Linked DNA regions of Homo sapiens: region 1 is linked to region 2. The links are chromatin loops, found by intact Hi-C in ENCODE. Cell type or tissue: endothelial cell of umbilical vein. All regions are shown on one strand. Links, peaks and the distances in the headings refer to the core of each region. The heading gives the core; the rest is flanking DNA.

Evidence for each region. Hi-C counts contacts between places; a loop is a spot of excess contacts. Peaks named below come from ENCODE experiments on the same cell type or tissue, not always from the same donor. Only the 100,000 strongest peaks of a DNase experiment are listed, where the experiment ranks them.
Region 1: a loop joins it to region 2, with 3 times the contacts of the local background. A loop is called at or near these places in 2 of 110 quality-filtered maps.

The regions. Positions count from the first base shown.
Region 1 is chr9:21,960,151-21,971,006 of GRCh38, forward strand. CDKN2A (cyclin dependent kinase inhibitor 2A) reads right to left here. Exons shown (of 3, transcript NM_000077.5): 2 at 10,752-10,856; 3 at 7,602-8,092. The coding sequence ends at 8,079. CDKN2A-AS1 (CDKN2A antisense RNA 1) reads left to right here and starts at 6,989. Exons shown (of 1, transcript NR_024274.1): 1 at 6,989-7,604. RefSeq lists enhancers at 2,759-2,903, 8,742-9,655 and a cis regulatory region at 2,829-2,831. In endothelial cell of umbilical vein, for the core only: a CTCF peak has its summit at 5,555; DNase peaks (open chromatin) are centred at 5,541 and 8,451; H3K4me3 peaks cover 722 bases; H3K27me3 peaks cover 4,659 bases.
Region 2 is chr9:22,031,566-22,042,421 of GRCh38, forward strand. CDKN2B-AS1 (CDKN2B and CDKN2A antisense cis and trans regulatory RNA 1) reads left to right here. Exons shown (of 19, transcript NR_003529.4): 3 at 1,109-1,421. Among named protein-coding and RNA genes, the nearest start is that of CDKN2B, 28 kb to the left of the region's middle. In endothelial cell of umbilical vein, for the core only: a CTCF peak has its summit at 6,697 (motif pointing left); a DNase peak (open chromatin) is centred at 6,586.

The DNA of each region.
Region 1 (10,856 bases), core at 1,587-9,586, 72 kb before region 2:
AGAAGCTCCGAACACATCTGAACATCAGAAGGGAGAGACTCCAGACGCGTCATCTTAAGAGCTGTAACACTCACGGCGAAGGTCTGCAGCTTCACTCCTGAGCCAACGAGACCACGAACCCACCAGAAGGAAGAAACTCCGAACACATCTGAACATCAGAAGGGACAGACTCCAGACGCACCACCTTAAGAGCTGTAACACTCACCGCGAGGGTCCGCGGCTTCATTCTTGAAGTCAGTGAGACCAAGAACCCACCAATTCCGGACACACTGGGTCACTTTCTGACTGCACTTTCTTGAAGTATTCGTCTTTGGTCCTGTGGTAGTACCCAGTGGACAACCTCACTTGCCTGTAAACTACTTCCTTGAGGTATTTTCCCTAACAACGTGAAATACATTCCATTTCTCTGCTTGCTCTTTTCATGACTCTCATTTCAATGGTCCTTAGAAAACACTTTTTTTGATTATTATTCAGCTTTGTAATACTTATTTCTTCAGTTCCCCATCCATAAAGTCTTTGATTTAGAGGTCAAATCTGTTTTGCTTTACTATTCCTATCTAAAGCTTGAAAGTATGGTAATTAATAAAAACATTCCACATGTTAAATTAGCTTTAATGTTAGCTTTAAAAGAAGATAGCAGTTAATCAGTCTTGATGACGTAGAGGTTGACAGGTAGAAGGATCCTAAAATTTAATTCCTGGGCTGCTAACTTCAAATCTCATCTGTATCAACAGTTTTCTCACTTAAGTCATTAACATCGAAAATTATTTTATTAAATGATTTATAATTGGGAGAGTACTATTTCTCTTTCTCCCCACCTCCAGTTATGAGAAGATACTTATTCCCAGCTTTTTCTGGGTAGAGCTATTCAATTTTTTTTTTTTTTTTTTTTTTTTTTTTTTTTTTTTTTTTGAGATGGAGTTTCACTCTTGTTACCTAGGCTGGAGTGCAATGCTGCAAAATCTGCTCACTGCAACCTCCACCTCCCAGGTTCAAGCGAGTCTCCTGCCTCAGCTTCTGGGGTAGCTGAGATTACAGGTAAGTGCCCCCACGCCCAGCTAATTTTTGTATTTTTAGAAGAGATGGGGTTTCACCATATTAGTCAGGCTGATCTCGAACTCCTGACCTCATGTGATCCACCCGCTTCTGCCTTCCAAAGTGCTGGGATTGCAGGCGTGAACCACCGCATCCAGCCCAATTTGTTTTTTAAATCTTTTTGGCACTCTACCAAATCACGAAGGCTCTTCTTAGTTAGGGGAACAGAAGGGATTTAGTCTTAATAAATTTTTCTCCATGCCATGGGGAAGACTCTCTCAGAAGGTAGCATCTAGAACAGAACATTGAAAAGTTTATAAACAACACCAGTACTTCATACTTTTGTTTTATCTTCCCTTTGAGATAGACGTTTAGTCCTTTACTGTTATTACCTAGCACAATATCTGGCACACAGTAGGTGGCCACTGATTATTTCTTGAATGAAGTAAGGAATGAGAATATTACCTACAGAGTTAGAGCTCTGCGCATTACTTCCTTCCAGATTTCATACATCTTTTTTTAGTAATGAATGCAAACAGGCTCTGGGGCAGCTACATTATCCTTCTGAATCAAGACAGGGATTTCGCAATGCTTATTTTCAATTTCTTCAGAAATGCCTTAAAGATATTAATGGAGGTAACAACTTAATCTCAAATAGTAATCCATAGACAGAATATGTAACAGCAATGTTCTCTGATCTGTTCTTTGGCTTCTATTCCCTAGAGAAATAGTTCTCTAAGACCAAACAGTCTATAGATAGAATTGTAGCAACAGTCAATTATGATGTTAGCTATTTGAGAGACGGTTGAGAATTCAGAAAAAACTACTGAAATGTTGTAAGACAACTCACTCAAAGAACAGTTCAAATAGTGGAAAAGGGAAATGATGATGTATCCATTTATTTTGTTCTATTTTTTCCAATTTCATAGGATAGCAAATGCTGCCCATTTATTTATTTTTTTATTTTTCATAAGTTATTGGGGTACAGGTGGTGTTTGGTTACATGAGTAAGTTCTTTAGTGGTGACTTGTGAGATATGGGTTCACCCTTCACCTGAGTAGGATACACTGAACCATATTTGTAGTCTTTTATCCCTCGCCCCCTCCATCTCTTCCCCGTAAGTCTCCAAAGTCCATTGTATCATTCTTATGCCTTTGCATTCTCATAGCTTAGCTCCCACATATCAGTGAGAACATACAATGCTTGGTTTTCCATTCCTGAGGTAGTTCACTTAGAATAGTAGTCTCCATTCTCATCCAGGCCACTGCAAATGCTGTTAATTCATTCCTTTTCATGGCTGTGTAGTATTCCATTATATATATATATATATACCACAGTTTCTTTATACACTCATTGATTGATGGGCTTTTGGGTTAGTTGCACGATTTTGCTATTGTGAATTGTGCTGCTATAAACATGCGTATGCAAGTATCTTTTCCAAATAATGATTCCTTTTCCTTTGGGTAGAAACCCAGTAGTGGGATTGCTGGATCAAATGGTAGTTCTACTTTTAGTTCTTTAAGGAATCTCCACACTGTTTTCCATAGTAGCTGTACTTGTTTACATTCCCACCAGTGGTGTAAAGGTGTTCCCTGCTCACCACACCCATGCCAACATCTACTGTTTTTTGATTTTTTGATTATGGCCATTCTTGCAGGAGTATAGCATTGTGGTTTTGATTTGCATTTCTCTGATCATTAGTGATGTTGAGCATTTTTTCATGTTTGTTGGTCAGTTGTATATCTTCTTTTGAGAATTGTCTTTTCATGTCCTTAGCCCACTTTTTGATGAAATTGTTTGTTTTTTTTTCTTACAGATTTGTTTGAGTTCATTGTAGATTCTGGATATCAGTCCTTTGTCAGACGCATAGATTGTGAAGGTTTTCTCCCACTCTGTGGGTTGTCTATTTACTCTGCTGACTGTTCCTTTTGCTGTGGAAAAACTCTTTAGTTTAACTGGGTCCCAGCTACGTACCTTTGATTTTATTGCATTTGCATTTTGGTTCTTGGTCATGAAATCCTTGCCTAGTCAATGTCTAGAAGGGTTTTTCCAATGTTATCGTCTAGAATTTTTATAGTTTCAGGTCTTAGGTTTAAGTCCTTAATCCATCTTGAGTTGATTTTTGTATAAGGTGAGAGATGAGGATCCAGTTTCATTCTCCTATTATGTGGCTAGCCAATTATCCCAGCAACATTTGTTTAAAAGGGTGTCCTTTCCCCGTTTTATATTTTTGTTCGCTGTGTCAAAGATCAGTTGGCTGTAAGTATTTGGGTTTATTTCTGAGTTCTCTGTTCTGTTCCATCAGTCTATGTGCCTATTTTTATACTAGTACATGCTGTTTTGGTGACTGTGCCTTTATAGTATAGTTTGAAAGCAGGTAGCATGATGCCTCCACATTTGTTCTTTTTGCTTAGTCTTACTTTGGCTGTGCAGGCTCTTTTTTGGTTTCATATGAATTTTAGAATTGTTTTTTCTAATTCTGTGAAGAATGATGGTGGTATTTTGATGGGGATTGCATTGAATTTGTAGATTTTTTTGGCGGTATGGTCATTTTCACAATATTGATTCTGCTCATCCATGAGCATGGGATATGTTTCCATTTGTATGTTGTCTATTATTTGTTTCAGCAGTGTTTTGTAGTTTTTCTTGTAGAGGTCTTTTGACTCCCTGGTAAGGCATATTCCTAAGTATTTGATTTGATTTGATTTTTTTTTTTTTTTTTTTGCCGCTACTGTAAAAGGGGTTAAGTTCTTGATTTGATTTTCTGCTTGGTCGCTGTTTGTGTATAGAAGAGCTACTGATTTGTATACACTAATCTTGTATCCAGAAACTTTGCTGAATTCTTTTATCAATTCTAGTAGCTTTCTGGAGGAGTCCTTAGGGTTTTCAAGGTAAACGATCATATCATCAGCAAACAGTGACAGTTTGACTTCCTTTTTACTGATTTGGATACCCTTTTTATTTTTCTCTCTCATCTGATTGCTCTGGCTAGAACTTCCAGTACTATGTTGAAGAGGAGTGGTGAGAGTGGGCATCCTTGTTCCAGTTTTCAGAGGAAATGCTTTCAACTTTTCCCATTCAGTATTATGTTGGCTGTGGGTTTTCATAGATGGCTTTTATTACATTAAGGTATGTCCCTTGTATGCCAATTTTGCTGAGAGTTTTAATCATAACAGGATGCTGAATTTTGTCAAATGCTTTTTCTGCATCTATTGAGATGATCATGTGATGTTTTGTTTTTAATTCTGTTTTCGTGGTGTATCACATATGTTAAATCATCCCTACATTCCTGGTATGAAACCCACTTGATCATGTCATGGTGGATTATTTTTTGATATGTTGTTGGATTCTGTTAGCTAGTATTTTGTTAAGGATTTTAGCATCAATGCCCAACAAGGATATCAATCTGTAGTTTTTAAATGTGCTTTTCTGGACCGGCACGGTGGCTAAGGCCTGTAATCCCAACACTTTGGGAGGTCGAGGAGGGCGGACCACTTGAGGTCAGGAGTTCGAGATCAGCCTGGCCAAAATGGTGAAAATCCGTCTCTACTAAAAAGGTGTTGTGGCGGGCGCCTGTAATCTCAGCTACTGAGGAGGCTGAGGCAGGAGAATCGCTTGCACCCGGGAGGCGGAGGTTGCAGTGAGCCGAGATCGCACCACTGCACTCCAGCCTGGGCGACAGAGAAAGACTCCGTCTCAAAAAAAAAAAAAAAAAAAAAAAAGTTGTTTTCTGCTATTTCCTGAACTTTATTACGTAAATGAGACACGTGAGATCTGGAAGGAGGTGGAGGTGAAGACCCTCCCACCTGGCCTGCATCCAGAGTACTTGGGGTGTGGCACTGGCGTGGGCCCCAGGAAGGATCCCAGCCAGTTTTGGTGCTGGAGGCCCGGCCAAAGGAAGGGCTGCTCTCCCGTCCCGCGGGCTCCGAGGTCGCCGCACCCGGGCGCGCCTGGGCCTCGTCACCCGCGCTCGTGACGCGTGCTTACAAAGGAAACTTTTACAGGTTTCGGTGGGCAGGGCCTTTTATTGCCCTTCTGCTCCACAGCCCCCGTGCTTAATCGGTTGGTTGGGAGGTTTCTTTCGTCCGTGGTTTTGGAAAGTCCCCGCCTCCAAACCGCAGTCCCGCAGTCAGTTCTGCAGCCTCAGGGCCTCGAACAGCCATGCTTAGAATCCGTCCTTCTTTCCTGCTCCATCTACCCTTCCCCTCTGGCTTCTTTTTTTTCACTGGAGAAAGCCCACCCGAGTCTCTCAGCCTGCTTCGGAGGTTACTGCGGCCTCCTCCACGGGTAGTTCTGGGACCCGGGTCTAGTCCGCGGTTCCGGAGCAGGTCCCTCCCTGGAGTCGTCAGGCCCAGTATGCGTGTGCTCAGTGTGCTCGGGAAACACGCGTGGGCTTTAACAGCAGATCTCCATAAAAGGGTCCCGGAGATAGCCTCTGCCTGGCCCGAGGCCCAGTGCCTCAAAGCGGACGCCTTTGCGCTCCCGGAGGTGCTCACACCACAGCGGAGCCTGCTGGCGAGTGGAGCGTAGGACTGCGAACCAGCAATCTCCCGAGAAGCGGCGAGGGGGAGGGGAATGTCTGTGAATCGGTTATCCCTCCCACCCCCAGCAGAAGTCGGGGAAATGGGGGTGGAAGGGGGAAAAAGGGAGAGAACAGGAGTGGGGTTGAGGAAGGGTAAGGAGGAAGGTGAGCTTCCTACAGCTGCGGGGGAAGGTGGAGAAAATTTTCAGGGGGACAGCTGAGTGGTAGAGCTAGCGAGCTTCAGAGAAATGTTGACAGACAGATGCCCAGAAAGTGAGGATGCCGGGCATGGGCACTGCGTACCAGGCACAGGAGATATATGGAGGCAGGAAATTGGCACATCATAAGCATTTGACCATCCTGCCCTAAAACAAAACAAATTGAACAACAACAACAACAAAAGATAATAGCAAAAGTGGCACAGTAGTGAGCTCGCAGGGCCCATTCCTATATAGAAACACAGAAAAATAAGCAAAAGCTGCCAGAATTGACTTCGTGGGAACTCTGGGAAACAGTAAGAAAGTTTTACAGCAACCAAGTGAGTGCTGAACCAAGGCAAAGGTAACTGAAACGCAATGATAGAGAAGAGGGGCAGGGAAGTGTTGGGTAGACAAAGGCGGGTCCCTGGTAAGGGCCCTCCCCTGGGCCTGTGCCCACTGGACCTAGGTGAGGACAGGCACTCCTTCCTTCACGCCCAAATGTTGCATATCCCAAGACCACCCTGTCCCGCCACGCCCCCATCCTTTGCCTATGAAAACCCTGAGACCCTAGCAGGCAGACACACAAGCGGCTCTATGTCCAGAGGAACTCATCGGAGGAACTGGACGTGGAGCGGGGCACCCCAGCGGAAGGGAGCACGCCAGTGGAAGAGCACACTGACAGACCATAGGAGTCAGTCTGTTATATTATCATAGTATAATATTATAAAATTATTATAATACAATAAAAATATAAAAATATAAATAATGTAATAAATATGGATAAAAATAATAATTACATATTTATATTTATATGAGAACACTATGAATAATTTTAAGCCAAAAAACAACTCGATGTTCATCACTGGATGAGTAGACGAGCAATTTCCAGTATATTCATACAATGGAATATGATTCAGCCATAAAATGAAATGAGGTACTGATACATGCTGCAGCAGGAATGAACCCCCAAAACACTACACTTGGTGAAAGAAGCCAGACACGGAAGGTCACATATTGTATGATCCCATTTATAAGAAATATTCAGAATAGGTAAATCCATAGAGACAAAAGGAGTTTTGTAGTTGCCAGGAGTTGGAGGCAAGAAGAGTTTAACAGGTATGCTTAATGGGGCCTCCTATGCAGTTGACGAAAATGTTTTGGGCTAGATAGGAGTGATGGTTGCATAACATTGTACTAAATGCCACTGAATTCTACTCTTTAAAATTTTTAGTTTTATGTTATGTGGCGTGTACCCTAAAAAAAAAAATAGAGGTGCAGTGCTCCAGCACGGGATGAGGCAGCGTGGACAGGAGCATCTCCCAACCTCAGTGAAGTCTGAGCCGCGTGCCTGCAACAATCCCACTGTGGCAGAGAACCGCAGAGTTCCTTCCGGTTTGGCAGCAGTCATTCGCAACCTCACAGCCCTCTGGAACCCCAGCCTGGGGGTCTCAGAACGCCGAGGCGGGGACTGGGAGCCGAGTCGGATTCCGAGACTATGGGCCAGGGTTGGCTGGATTCAGTTACCTGGCTGAGGCCTGGTGAGCAAAATATCCCAAACCTCGCGTGATCTGGAAGGGGAAGCCGGATAAATACGGATCTCCAGATGTGCCAGTCTCGAGTCTATCGATATGAGGTCCCCCTAGAGTTTCTATTCATCATTTTAACCGCATTTCATCGATCTTGAGACACGGCTTTTGATATTTTATCACCTCAAGATAAATAGTGTTAGATGTCTAATAGCAGCGTTTTTCTAAGAGATACATGAAACAACAGTGTCAGAAACGATGCTGTCTTCCATGCGATGAAATTGTTGTAATAGGTGCTCAATAAATGTTGACAATAAATGAGTGAATGAATGAAAATTATTTTATTTTTATTTGAGCTTTGGTTCTGCCATTTGCTAGCAGTGTGACTCAAGAGAAGCCAGTAACCCCCCTGAGCTTCCCTAGTTCACAAAATGCTTGTCATGAAGTCGACAGCTTCCGGAGGCTGCGAGGCTCGCAAGAAATGCCCACATGAATGTGCGCTTAGGGCGTGAGTGCTCACTCCAGAAAACTCCAACACAGTGAAAAGGCAGAAGCGGTGTTTTTCTTTTTTACATTTTTATAAGAATATATAAAAAATGATATAAATGGACATTTACGGTAGTGGGGGAAGGCATATATCTACGTTAAAAGGCAGGACATTTTTAAAAGCTCTATTTTCTAAATGAAAACTACGAAAGCGGGGTGGGTTGTGGCGGGGGCAGTTGTGGCCCTGTAGGACCTTCGGTGACTGATGATCTAAGTTTCCCGAGGTTTCTCAGAGCCTCTCTGGTTCTTTCAATCGGGGATGTCTGCAGAGGGCAGAAAGAAAACAGGCGTTAGAAACCTGAGGTCAAAGATGTGTGGCACATCCCGCCCTCCTCTCTTGCCGTCCCTACCGGCATTGAAATACTTATGGATAAAGTTCTCGCAATGGCTTCACGTGCATGTACCCGCCGCCACCGCTCTCCCACACCTCCCTGGTCCAGCAGCTAGTCCACTGCCCGCCTGGCTGCTCCAGGCGCGCCGACCGCTCAAGCGCTCCAGGTCCACCCGGCGGAGGGCAGAGAAAGCGCGACCGCGCGGCCCGCAGGGTTGCAAGAAGAAAACGAGTGTTATATAATGAGTCTCAGTGGTTGCTCACAATGCCAGGCGCGAAGGCGTGAAGATGTGGCCTTTCCCTTCCCGCATCCCCAGGCATCTTTTGCACCTGGTGCGGAGTGAGCCAGCCAGCTTGCGATAACCAAAGGGCGCCTCAGGCTCTGGCGCTCCTCGGCGGAATCCCGTAGCTTCCCTACGCATGCCTGCTTCTACAAACCCACAAATGGTTTCCGATCATTTCTGAAACAAAATGGATGCTCATTTATTCATGTGCTCTGGCTTCTGCCTTCCTCTCTAATCTCGTTGCGTATGGGCTCCAGCTCGCCGTTCGGTTCTCCCGAGGCAGCATTTACACTTGAGAGTCTCAAGATTATTTTATTCCTGAGGGAGCATTTGCACTTGAAAGTCTCTTTTTACGTTTATTCCTGAGGCAGCATTTGCACTTGAGTTTCTTTCTCCCGTAGCTTGCATTAGATTCTCCGACCACTCTTTAGCTTCTCCTCCTATTCACACTTCATATTTACCCATTGCATTGGTTTTATAAACTCGCTCTCTGAAAATAGATTGTTATCTTCCTTAACGTCTGTTTCCCAGGTCGGGCAAGATAGCTTGGGACTGTAATCCCAGTACTTTAGGAGGAGGAGGGGGGATGATCGCTTGAGCCCAGATAACATGGTGAGACCTTCGTCTCTATTAAACAAACAAACAAACCCAGGCGTCGTGGCGTGCACCTGTGGTCCCAGCTAGTCGGGAGGCTCAGGTGGGAGAACCCCTTGAGCCAGGGAGTTTGAGGCTGCAGTGAGCTGTGATCGCGCCACTGCACTCCAGGTTGGGCAACAGATCGACTCTGTCTCCAAATGTAAACCCCATGAGGGCAAGACTCTTGTTTGGTCTCATTCACCTTGGCGTGCCCACCACCTAGAACAGGGCTGATCACGCAGTAGAATCTAACCATATAATTAATTGTGCTTGAAGAGGGGGTGTTGGGGAGTAAGAGAAGGAAGGGAGGAGGGAAGAAATGAAAGACTTGTGTGTTTGGATTAAATATATTAGGTTTGGTTAAGAGTCGTTCAGTTTATTCATTTGCTTGTGGCCCAATTCAGTAGTTTTACTCCCTCTCCCACTTGGCTCCTCAGGCTTTTTGCTCAGCCCTGGAACCGCGCTGTAATTGGCAGCTCCTTCTAAATCGGGACCCGGATGCTAGCTGTAACTGGAGCCGAAGTCTCCTTCTTCACCTCCCGGGACCTGGATGCTAGCTGTAACTGGAGGGAATTGGCGGGGGGGAGGGGAGGAGGGGCCGAGTAAAGAAGAACTTCGCGTCTTTAACTTCGAAGGTGATTTTGCGTTCTGTATTTACAGCATCTCCAAGCAGAGGGCTTAGAGCTAACTCTTCACCCTGTCCTCCCCAGCTCCCCTATGGCCCAAGGAGCCCAATGCCCCCGTTCTGGGCCAAAATAAGATGGATTTCATAATCTTCAAGGTCATGTTTTACCTTAAATATTCGTGTTAATTCCCGTGTACTGTTTCATATATCTATTTTGTTTCAAAAAAAAATGTTCCTCCCCCCAGAAACAATTGAGTAATGTTGGCAGTTTCAGCAGACAGCTGTGGGAGTAGGGAACTGGGGCCATGGAATGGGGGCGGAGGGAGGATGCTTTGAGATCACAAAAAGGAAAGGCAAGGGCAAGGAGGACCATAATTCTACCTTCATCGCTCAGCGATCTCTTGCACAAGTTTAAGAGGGAAAGGAGCCAACTCCGGTGCACAGACTGCCAGGGTCAGCGAAGTCTTGGTCCTGATGTCCCCAGAACCCCCTGGGGCAGCTCTGGAAAACTCTACCGCATAAAGCGGAGGGTCAGATTAGCTGAGGAGGGTCAGATTAGTTGAGTTGTGCAGAAGAGCCGAGATCGAGAGATCTCCAGATGATGCCACGCACAATTGGGTTTGGAAATCCTGAGGTTGGTCCAGCCAGCTTGGTATGCAAATGAGGAAACAGACCTGGTAAGTGGATGCAACTGGCCCTAGTTTGGAGGAAGAGGGGGCACTAGACCTCTAGCCTCTTGAGTCTTCATTGCTCCGCAGTCTAGGCCTTGAACTAGCAGAGGGTAGGTGTTTGGGTGGTGGTATGCTTTGGGAAGTATAATGTACAAAATGGGCTTTCACGTGCGCAAGTCCATTTCGGGATTATTTCCCATTTGCCGCCCTGGCGGGGCAGGGCGATAGGGAGACTCAGGCCGTCCCACCGATTGGCGCGTGAGCTGAGGCAAGACCGGAGACTGGTCTCCCGGGCTGAACTTTCTGTGCTGGAAAATGAATGCTCTGAGCTTTGGAAGCTCTCAGGGTACAAATTCTCAGATCATCAGTCCTCACCTGAGGGACCTTCCGCGGCATCTATGCGGGCATGGTTACTGCCTCTGGTGCCCCCCGCAGCCGCGCGCAGGTACCGTGCGACATCGCGATGGCCCAGCTCCTCAG
Region 2 (10,856 bases), core at 1,921-9,920:
AAAGTAAAATTTTTTGTATTTAGACCTGATTATTTTGTGGTAATTTGAATATAGGTCAATATGAAAAAAAATAAAAGATGAAACAAAGAAACTGAGAGCAGATCACCAAGTTGCGGTAGGTTAGCCTAAGATAGCTTTTGGTTTTCTCAGCCTTCTACTATTCACAGCTTTGTGTAATCCCCTCCACTTGAGTATCTTGCTCATACCAATAGAATATGGTAGTAGAGTAGAGGTCACCTCTCTGATAAGTTTACAGAAGATTGCGACCTCCGTCTTGCCAGAGTACTTCCTCTCTTGCTGGTTTTGATGAAGCAGGCTGCCACAGAAGAGAGGCTCACATGGCAGGGACCTGAGGGCAGCCTCTGGCCAACAGCAAGCAGTAAACAGATGCCCTCAGTTCAATATCCCTCAAAGAAATGAATCTTACCAACAGCCAGTTGTGTTAGCTGGGAAGCAAATCTTTCCCTAAGGGAGATTTCAGATGAGGCCCCCAGCCTTGGTAGACACCTTGATTGCAGTCTTGTGAGAGATTGTGAAGCAGAGCTATTCTCAGAATTCATGGGTGTTTTAAGCTATGAGGTTTTTTTTGGGGGGAGAATGGTCATTTGTGATTCAGCTATACATAAGTCTACAAAAGTCATTCCAGAAGTGATTCAGTGGAGGTAGAATCATGTGGTTGTGAGCCCCAGGCACTTGGAGTTCTGATAGAATTGTGACTTCTAACACTGGACACCTTTTCTTTTTCTCTTATTCTCCCATTTTTCTCCTTTCCCCTTTTCCTCCCTTCCTTCCCTTCATTCCTTCTACTTTTTCCGTACTTTAAATTAATAGAGCAGTTGGAAACACAAAAGCAATGTCTGTATCTACAAAATGTCATTATTTATACTTTGTATCCACAGTGTGCTGCCTAGGGCTTCATGCCTGAGGTGCATCTGTAGAAGGTGCTCAACAAAGGCTTGGCTGTTGGTATTATTGAATCACTGTGGAGTTTATTCATTGTTGTCCATGCCATTTTGAGTTTTCATTTTTTTATTTATGGGAGTGTCTTTATTCTTTTAAAGAGCTTTGTTTGTACACTCATTTTCTCTCTCTCTCTTTTCTTCCACAGGCAATTTATAGCACTGATCTGTCATCAATACCACTTGCTGTCTTGGATGTGAAGATGATTTTTCCTGCAGGGATTCCCTCTACAAAATTAAAAACACTGGGCATGTGGAAATAATATTCATGCTTTAAATTGTCTTTTCTCTTCACTACACCAGGGGTCCCCAACCCCTAGGCCACAGACTGTGGCCCTAGTGTAGTGAATAGAAAAGACAATTTAAAGCGTGAATATTATTTCCTCATGCCCAGTGTTTTTAATTTTGTACTGGTCTGTGGCTTGTTAGAAACCAGGCTGCACAGCAGAAGGTGGGCAGCAGGTGAGCAAGCATTACTGCTTGAGTTCCGCCTCCTGTCAGATCAGCAGTGGCATTAGATTCTCATAGGAGCACAAACCCTATTGTGAACTGCACACGCAAGGGATCTAGGTTGTGCGCCCTTTATGAGAATCTAACTAATGGCTGATGATCTGACGTGGAACAGTTTCAACCCAGAGCACCCCCCACCCACCTGCAGAAGAATTGACTTTTACGAAACCAGTCCCTGGTGCCAAAAAGGTTGGGGACCACCGCTGCACTACACTACCTAAAAGATTTTCACTTTCACAGTGTTGCTTGCTTCTGTTTTACATGCACAAGTAGCTAAAGCTAGCCTTCTGGTAAATGGAGGGGCAGAGCAGATGGTGGGGGAGGAGTACATACGGACGAATTTGAATCACAATTTCCTCACTATATGCCAGCAAAATTTAATAATAGCACCTAAACATACACATGCATATGTAAATGAGTCACACTATAAAAACTTTTAACAAGTACTGGCAAGTCAGATGGCAGACTTACCCTGAAACCTGCCACTCCAATAAAAACCTCATAATTAAAAACAAGGCTGTCTATAAAGCATAACATATAATAACAATTATTTGCAACTGGTACAAGGCTAGATTAGAAAGTTGAAAGTTATCTTTCTCAGGTAAAAATGCTTTTCCTATACAGTATGCAGCCAGCAGATTATCATCCATAGTTTGAGTAGTGAGATGCCACTTGCTCCAACAATTAACACCTGCTGATGTTGGTCCAAGAAGAGACTGAGGTGATGCAGTTTCACCTGTTTTGTAAGAATAACGCTGGTGTTTGCCATCTATTGACAGAGTGCCTACTACGTGCCAGATGCTTTGTTGGCACTGAATGTGCTATCTCATTCCAGTTTCTTTATACTCAATGAAAAACCAACTACATTTATATTGCATTGAGGCTTAAAGTGGTTTACTGACTTGCTTAAGATTATACAAGTAGTAGGTGGCTACAGCAGGGTTTGAACCCAAGTATGCTTGATTCCCCAAACCATGCTTTTTAAAAAATCAAAGGTGTAACTTCGATAAAAGACATGAAGTTAATGAATATATGAAAGATGGTGAATAGATACAGATACAATGTGGCCTTAGGCCAGATCATGTTGAACATGTGGTGGGATAGATAAGAGAAGGTTCTTCTTTGTTGTTACCTGGTTCTCAATTGGTTATTACTTTATGTGCTTTCCATATTAAAATTCTATTATTCTGGTCTATAAATTCACCCACCCAGACTTGCCTAAACTAATTAAACCCTGAAGTTTGGCATGTCTCTTTTTTGGGGTGCCTCTATGATAGGTGGTAGAAATGAAAATGGAATTAAAAGTTTTGTGAAGCTATAGCACTACTTTTTCATTGTGTTCCCCCCTGACTTTCTGCCTTAGGTGTTTACTTTGGTGAGATATCCTGGGAGAAATTGAGGTGAAAAGAAGCCCGAGTTAGGATTAGGGAAGAGATGAAGTAGTCAATAAAATTCAAATTCTTGTATTCTGAAACGCAACTATTCTTTCTCCAACTTGGTTTTGGACAGAATGTCTTAGTGTAGCTGTTAACAAAGAAATTGATGACAATTAACTCCCATTTCTCAGAATTTCATCATTCTTTGAAAGTGTTTATCATACTCAATCTTCTAAAAATCCTTAAGGCATACTACAGTGTAGAGGTTGGCAAACTTTTTCTATAGAGGTCCTGATAGTAGCTTGTTTCGCTTTTGAGGGCCATCGAGTTTCTGTCACAACTACTCATCTCTGCTGTTGTAATAAAGACTCACCCATAGACAATACATGAATGAAGGAGTATCTATGTTCCAATAAGACTTTTAAAAATAAAATTAGGCAGCAAGACTGATTTGACATAAGGGTCATAATTTGCTAACCTGTGGTATAGTGAAAGGAGTTCAACTAGAGTTTGATTATGGCTGTGCCATTCTAGTTGGGTAGTTTTAGGAAAGTTATTTAATTTAGATTTGATGTAGTTTTCTCATATGTAAAATGGGGATAATAAAACCTGCTTCACAAGACTACTATGAGGAGTAAGCTATGTAGCTAAATATAGCAAAATATCTGGCATCTAATAGATGCCTAATAAATGGTGACTATAATGATTCTTATCATTACTGTATTATTTTAAACATTTATCTTTTTTTTTTAGGTTGTTGTCTAACTAAGGTATTTAGAGAAAATAAGTGCTGCTGAGGGCAGCTGGAACTGTTTTGCTGGTTCATCACTGAAATTCTAGTTCTTGTTGGTGCTTATTTCATAATTATGAAACTAATTCTTTTGAAAAGAACTTGAAGTAGAGCAACAAGAACTAAGATAGAACTAATACCATTCTCTCTCAGTTCTTATTGCTTTACTTCAAGTTCTTTTGAAAAGAATTACATAGATATGGGTGCATGTGTTTGTTTATTTTCCTTGTTGGGTAATCGTGAATATGTTGATTGGCGTCAAACATGGGTCTCACCTATACCCATGGCAGTAAGCTTCTATTGATTTGAATTCAGACTAGCCCTGGTGGCCCTGTGAGTGGGAAAGTCTAGGTGTGCCTAGCTTGGTCTGTGGTTCCACGAGGGGTTGGATGCATCTGTTCTACTTGTGGAATGTTGGCACCAATATATTGGCTGCTTCTCCGAGTATTTGCCTTTGTCTTCTTTGTGAAAGGTCACTGGCTGGTTTGAGCTATTGGGCTGTTTATGCCACATCCTGTGCATGCCACACTGGCTTTCTTTCTGTGGTGTTTCCAGAGATAAGTTTGCCTGATAGAAGTCAGACTCTGTGGCTTTTTATCATTATAGATTTTTCTAGAAGGAGAAGAGGCCATGATCACATCTGAGGATCCTGAGTCATTGTAGACATGTACTGAATTAAAGAGAATTTTTTGACTAAAGGAGAATTGCATCAATCACGGTGAAGGAGATGCCACAGGACAGGGCCTGAGGTGTTGGCTTAGCCACAGATGTAAGGGCTACAGTTAACAGACAACTTTCAGTTTCCACTATTGGAAGGGATGATCAGTCCTTCCCTCCTCTATTTTCTTGAGCCCCGTTTTTCACCTTTCTTTTTCTCTCTCCTTTCTTATCATGAAGAATAAAGACAAATGAGAACAGATCTACCTTAGGCTGATACAGGGCAGGGAATCCATTTAATAATAAAACGTGGGTCAAAATTCACTTTTCTCCTTTTGAATTGAAATTATATTGTGCATGGGCTAATTAGATTGAATGCTGTAAACATGAAGATAATGCTTGCAAAGTAGCTACAGAGAAAGAGAAAAAGCCTAAAACAACCAGTAGTGCTTAGGACCAATAGTATAAGTCTTTACACACTACATTTGAATAATACTGTAAGACACAATTCTTTGATAGGTTAAATAGCAAATCTAGGCCCCCCAAAATTATTTAAAAAATTGTCATTTTAATTCTAGAGGTATAACAACAGTGTGTAAGTTGCATCAAATAACAAAGTTAGTCTACAGCCTAAATTGTTTCGTCCTGCTTTTTTCACTTCTATGCATATTTTTATACTTCCATGCTAGAGCTACCTCATTCTTTTAAAATTGTGAGATATTCTATAATTTATTTGTATTCCCCTATTAATATATTTTTAGCTTATTAGTTTACTTAAAAAGATTTATGTTTGCCTTCTAATGTCAAAGTTAGGAGTCATCTGTCCATTTAACAGGTGGTGTTTTCTTGTGTAACTCCTCTGCCTTCATGCAAACCTTTGAGAACAATCTCTTGAAACAAGGCTAAAATGCCTTTGGAGAGGTATTATAGATGATCATATCTACTTTGTGCCTCTTTCCATTACTTAGCTGCATTAGAGGCCCAGCTGTGTAGGTGTAACTCAAAATCCACCAAAACTAATACTGTGGTTAGATTCTGGTCAAACAAGTTGCCATTAATCCAGATGTAGAATGGGATTGAAAGGTGGCTCTTCCACACCCTGACATCAATGTACCAGTTTGGCTCTGTGCATTCTTTCTCCCCTTCTCCCTTTACCACCCTCATATAATTGTTTGTGTACATGTCTGGTTTCGTCACTACGCTGATGGCAAGGATCATGCATGCCTTATTCATATTTGTGTTATTCAAGGATTCTACTCTGGGTTCTATTATGGGGCCTGGCCTAAAGTGGTTGTTCAAGAAATGTGTGTTAGAGAAATCATACATAAACTAGCAATTCTCATTTGGATTCCTGTATCTGAACAACTAACTTTCAGCTTCTTCAGTGGGATAAAGAAGAAAAATGGGGTTTAAAGTACATACTATTCAGTATTAATGTAGAATTTAACAGCTGCCATCCAAGTGCAGAATCCTCTGTAGTTTCCCAGTGTTAACCTCACTTCTATCTCTAGCCATGTCTCAGTGCTGGGTGACTCTCTCCTGGCATGTTCTGGCAAGACTCTACCTGGTTTGCGTAATCTACATCGGCTTCTAGTTTCCACAAGAATTGTTTATATGCATTTAATTTTAGCTCTTGGGCTATAACATGTCATTGTTCTTTTTACTTATCTCCTCTTACTTCTGGAAACAGGGCAGGCATCTTCAATACTTGCTGTTCCTGTTTGGTGTGCTCTTAGATTAATTTTAACTTTCCTCTTCAGCTTTCATGACACTTCAAGACATTTTCCAGTCATATTTCCTGTATAAGAAAATACAGACTATGTCACCACAAAGGGTAGTGGAGATTGGGGGGCATAATTTAATTCATTCAGGGAACTCATATTTTGGTGTGAATGGAAATTAAAGCAAGGTATTTGGATTAATTTACCTCATTTGGTTCTATATTCCATTTAGAGGATAACACATTAAGCTTTTATTCAATTTTATCTGTTATGGTCACAGTGAATCTGGAAAAAAATATATATGGGGCTTAGTTTTCATATTTAGGGGAAAATGAATATCCTAGAGAATAATAATAAAAGTTAGGGAAAATAATGTTTTCCTAAGAGTAGGCAATGAAAATCTGAAGGTACTCAAAGCAGTCTTGCACAAGTGCTTTGAAAAGCCTCTTGCACAATTTTATTTCTTTATAGTACTTACACAATCATATTTCATAATGACTTGCTATAAACAATGTTCTTGACAAGAAGCTTAAAGATACAAAACTGAAGGAAGCACTTTTGGGAGAAAATACTTTTATATTTGCTTACTTCTACACTACAACAGACATAAAATTATGGATTTTTTTTTCAGTGCAATTTTCATATGTCAGTTCTAGGAGACAGGAAATGTGAAACACTGTAGGAGGTATGAGTTTGCCACCTAGAGGAGAGAGGTGAAATTCAACTTTTCTCCAATTTCTTTAGTATAATTCATTAATTTATTTAATTATTTACTCGTTTAATTATTCAAAAATAATTATCTACCAAGCTTAACTATTTTGCCAGCGCAGATTTGATAAATCTGTTCAAGATTTATGAGCTCAAAGAAACCACAAAGTGCATCTTACTTTAATTGCTCAGCTGCCTCTTTTAAAAATCTTTTACTTTTAAGAGAGTATAGCACAAATATCTGAACAACTCTAAATATCCATACTTGGGATGGATATTACTTTGAGCTCTTGCACTATAATAAAACTTTATTCTTTTGTACTAATTCAGTCCTTTTACTTTTTCTTTTTTAATGTTTAAGAAACAAGTTGGATATGGACAAGATGTAATTTCTTCTGTCAAGGAACCCACAGGATAATAGGTTAATGATAGAGACCAACAATGCTGATGCATTTTTAATGACGGAGATAATGTCTAGAAAAAAATCCATTATTTGGTAAAGACAAAGTATGCATATGTATTCCTTTGTTTCAATTATTTTTAAAGTTAAAAAACAACTGCTTATCTCCTTTTGTACTACAAGCAATATCTGGTATAGTGTATGCATAGTAAGTATTCTAGAAATAGTAATTTCATTGTTGACTTGATTATATTGGAGTGGAACTTACTCTGGAAGAGATCCTAACTTTCATTTATCTGAGAAAATTTCCAGTTAGGACATGGAAATTTTTTCCTTGTCAATATTTATTCTTAATGTGTTTAGAATTTTAGAAAATGGGTTTAGGGATTTAGAAATTTCTTTACTAAATAACTCTAGGGAACAGTACCTTAAAAATATTCAAAATGACAAAAACTTAAAATGACATCTAATTTTTTAAGGCCAAGAATCATTAAAAAGGGATCCAAATCTTTAGACTTTGTTGCTCGGTGGAACTAGAATCATTAATATCTCAGTCAGGGGAAGCCATGTCAACTTACTGGTTTAATTTCCTGTGAGCTTCCCATGTTCTCTCCCTGCAAGGACCACCTCAAATCCCTCAGTAGTCCTGTCTTTATGAAACCAGTATAATTTTTCTTTTCGCTCTTGTCCTTCACCTTCCTGTGGCAACAAGAGTCAATTCTCCATATATAAATACTCGGCCCCTGTTTTAGCTGTGTCTTAATTGCGCAACATCTGTTTACTCTGTGTTTTAACATCTGTGTGGATAGCATTGTTGTTGTAATATTTTGACTGTAAGCTTCTAGGAGGTAGAGGCCAGCATTATTTTCTCCATTTTTGGAATGAGAAAATACAGATTACCACAATCAAAGTAGAATGGCAGCTTATAGTAGTTATTTGGATAATTTATATAGTCTCTTAAAAAAACAGATTATAGTAAGAAGTGGCTGAGCAATTAGCTATGGCACACTGCACGGTTTTTCTGACCTCTCAGCTCCTAAATAAACTTTGCCAAATCTTCAGGCCCTCAAAATTTTTTCATTCCATTTGTTATGGGCTGAATTGTGTTCCCCCGAAATGACTATGCTGAAGTCCTAACTCCTAGTGCTTCAGAATGTGACCTTATTTGGAAACAGGGTCATTGCAAATATAATTAGTTAAGATGCGATCTTACTGACATAGGAGAAGCTCCTAATCATGGTGTCCTTATAAAAAGGAGAATTTTGGCCATAGAGACATGCACTGGGAGAATGCTCTCTGAAGACTGGAGTTATGCTGCTAAAAGTCACAAAATTAACAGAAGCTACGGAAGAGACCTTGAATAAATTCTTCCCTGTAGCCTTGAGGGAGAGGATGGCCCAGCCAACTGCTAATCTCAGACGTCTAGCTTCCAGAGCTGTGAGACAATTTCTCTTTTTAGGCCACTCAGTTTGTGGCACTTTGTACAGCAGTCCTAGCCGACTAACACACCACTCTAACTGTTGATCAAGGCAAGAGCCTGTGATCATGTATTATCTTGCTTATTCCTTATCAGCATTCTATGGTGTAGATATTAGTGCCATCTATATACAAATTAGGAAATGGAGCCTCATAGAAATTAAATGACAAGTTCAAGGTGTCATGGCTATTTCATTATAGTGCCAGTGTTTGAACACAAATCAATTTGACTCCAAAACATCATTACTCTACTCAATTCTAGTTCAATCCAGATGTTCACAAACAACCAGACTATAGTGGAGATGTGGGTGGTGGGTTGAGAAGGAGATCATAACCAACATCAGACTGTCAGTGAAGCAGACTGGGAGAAGTTTTATGAAGCCAAGCAGCTGTGCAAGGTACAGTAGAGATGGTCAGATTGTTCATGTGTATGGATTCCATCTTCTGAGGAATGAACTCCTTGATATTCCTGAGTTAGTCCAGTTTAGGCAGGAGTAAACAGAAGGTAAACAGAAGATTGGAGACTGTGTGTGTGCACGAATGCCTCCTTTGTAGCTGGATGTCTAACATCATGATAGCCACACTCACATGAATACAGAGATACACAATTTACAAATTAATGTAACATAAAACTCCCATGCAGTCTGATTTCATCTTACTGACATTTCTGTCAGTCAGTGTTAGCATCTTAATTATATAAATGTGGAAACTGAAATACTCAAGAGGTTCCCTGACTTCCCAGGCCACACAGTAAGCTTTGGTGCCAGAATGTATCTCTAGGCTTTCTCATCTCAACCCAGCATTCATTATACTATTGCTCACTGCGTGTAGAATCAGATTTGATTTCTCTGACTTTTCTTAGTCACTTCTGTGGTTTTGTACCACTCCCTCTCTCACTAAATAACTGCCTGCAAAAGTAAAAATTTCCATGAAAACAGAAAACAAATGTACCAGAAATGTTGATGGTGTAAGAGATAAAACTGGGATAAAGAGAAAATGTGTTGGAAAGTGGTGTCCTTTAATGCAACAGAAAAGTATATTGGGAGAAAAAGAAAAGAGAGAAAAATAGACAATCTGAAGTGATGAGAAGAGCAAATGCTACAGATGTACCTGAACCTCTTCAGTAGGTGTGATCCTGAAGAGTTGTGTATAACAACAATGAACAAAAATAAAATGTACTGTGGAAATTGTCTAGCTGTTGAGATCCTCCTGTGCGATATTTTTCAAAGTGAAAACTCCAATCAACCCTAGCTTATTTATGGAGAAGACTTTGCCCCACAGTACCCAGAAAGTTTCTTGACAATATCATATATGCATAATAACCCTGAGACAATTTTTGTTTACCAGGAAAACATATAAAAGGGAACATTAAACTTTGTCTAGTTCTACTGCATAAACATGTGATAATGTGCATGGTGACCTTCTGTTGTAAATGGAAAGAGTTAAGCTCTCTGAATCTACTGCTGAAAGGTGAAAACACTTTCTTAGGGCTTTGAACTTCATTTGAAATCTTACTGAAAAAACACTACAGACTCTATTTTCTTTATATTTGAAGATACTTTACATAAAAATCTAAAGCATTTTGACTTATGTTTTCATCTACTTGAGAAGGAAACTCACAGACTCCAAAGCAACTGTTGTCTGTTTTGAAAAAAATTTCAGAAATCACCAGAAGCAATAGGGAGTGGCCTTGATTCCTGTTCTTGTATTTATGGGTAGCTAAAGTTCATATTTCTCAACATACCATAATCTCTGTGTAATTGGCCAAATTCCATGGTGGATAATTAGATCTAGCTTACCAGGGCAGATTTGGATGGTGAGAGCAGTCACACTGTTCTGGGAATATGTTAGCCAAGTTTACTATGTTTTACATGAGTTGACAGACTCACCTCACTTGCTGAAGGACTAGCCCAGCAGGTTCTACGGGTGAGATCACTGCTAGCTCATTCACTGCTGGGCCTGGTAGGCACAAGAGGCCAAGAAATAAATAATGTGAATTTGGGCTTCAGAAGTTCTCTTTCCTATTTTCTTTCCTAAACCCTTTCTTCTACCAGCTGTCTAGGGGCTAAAACATTTGTTCATACGTTTATTAACTAATTCAACAAATATTTACCAACCATGTTTCAGGCACTGGACACTAGAAATATAATAGTGAACTAGACATTTTCTGCCTTCAAGGGTCTATGAACAATTATAATATTCTGAAAAATATTACAATTCACAGAGCTCAGTAATCCAAATCCTTATTATTTCTGTCTT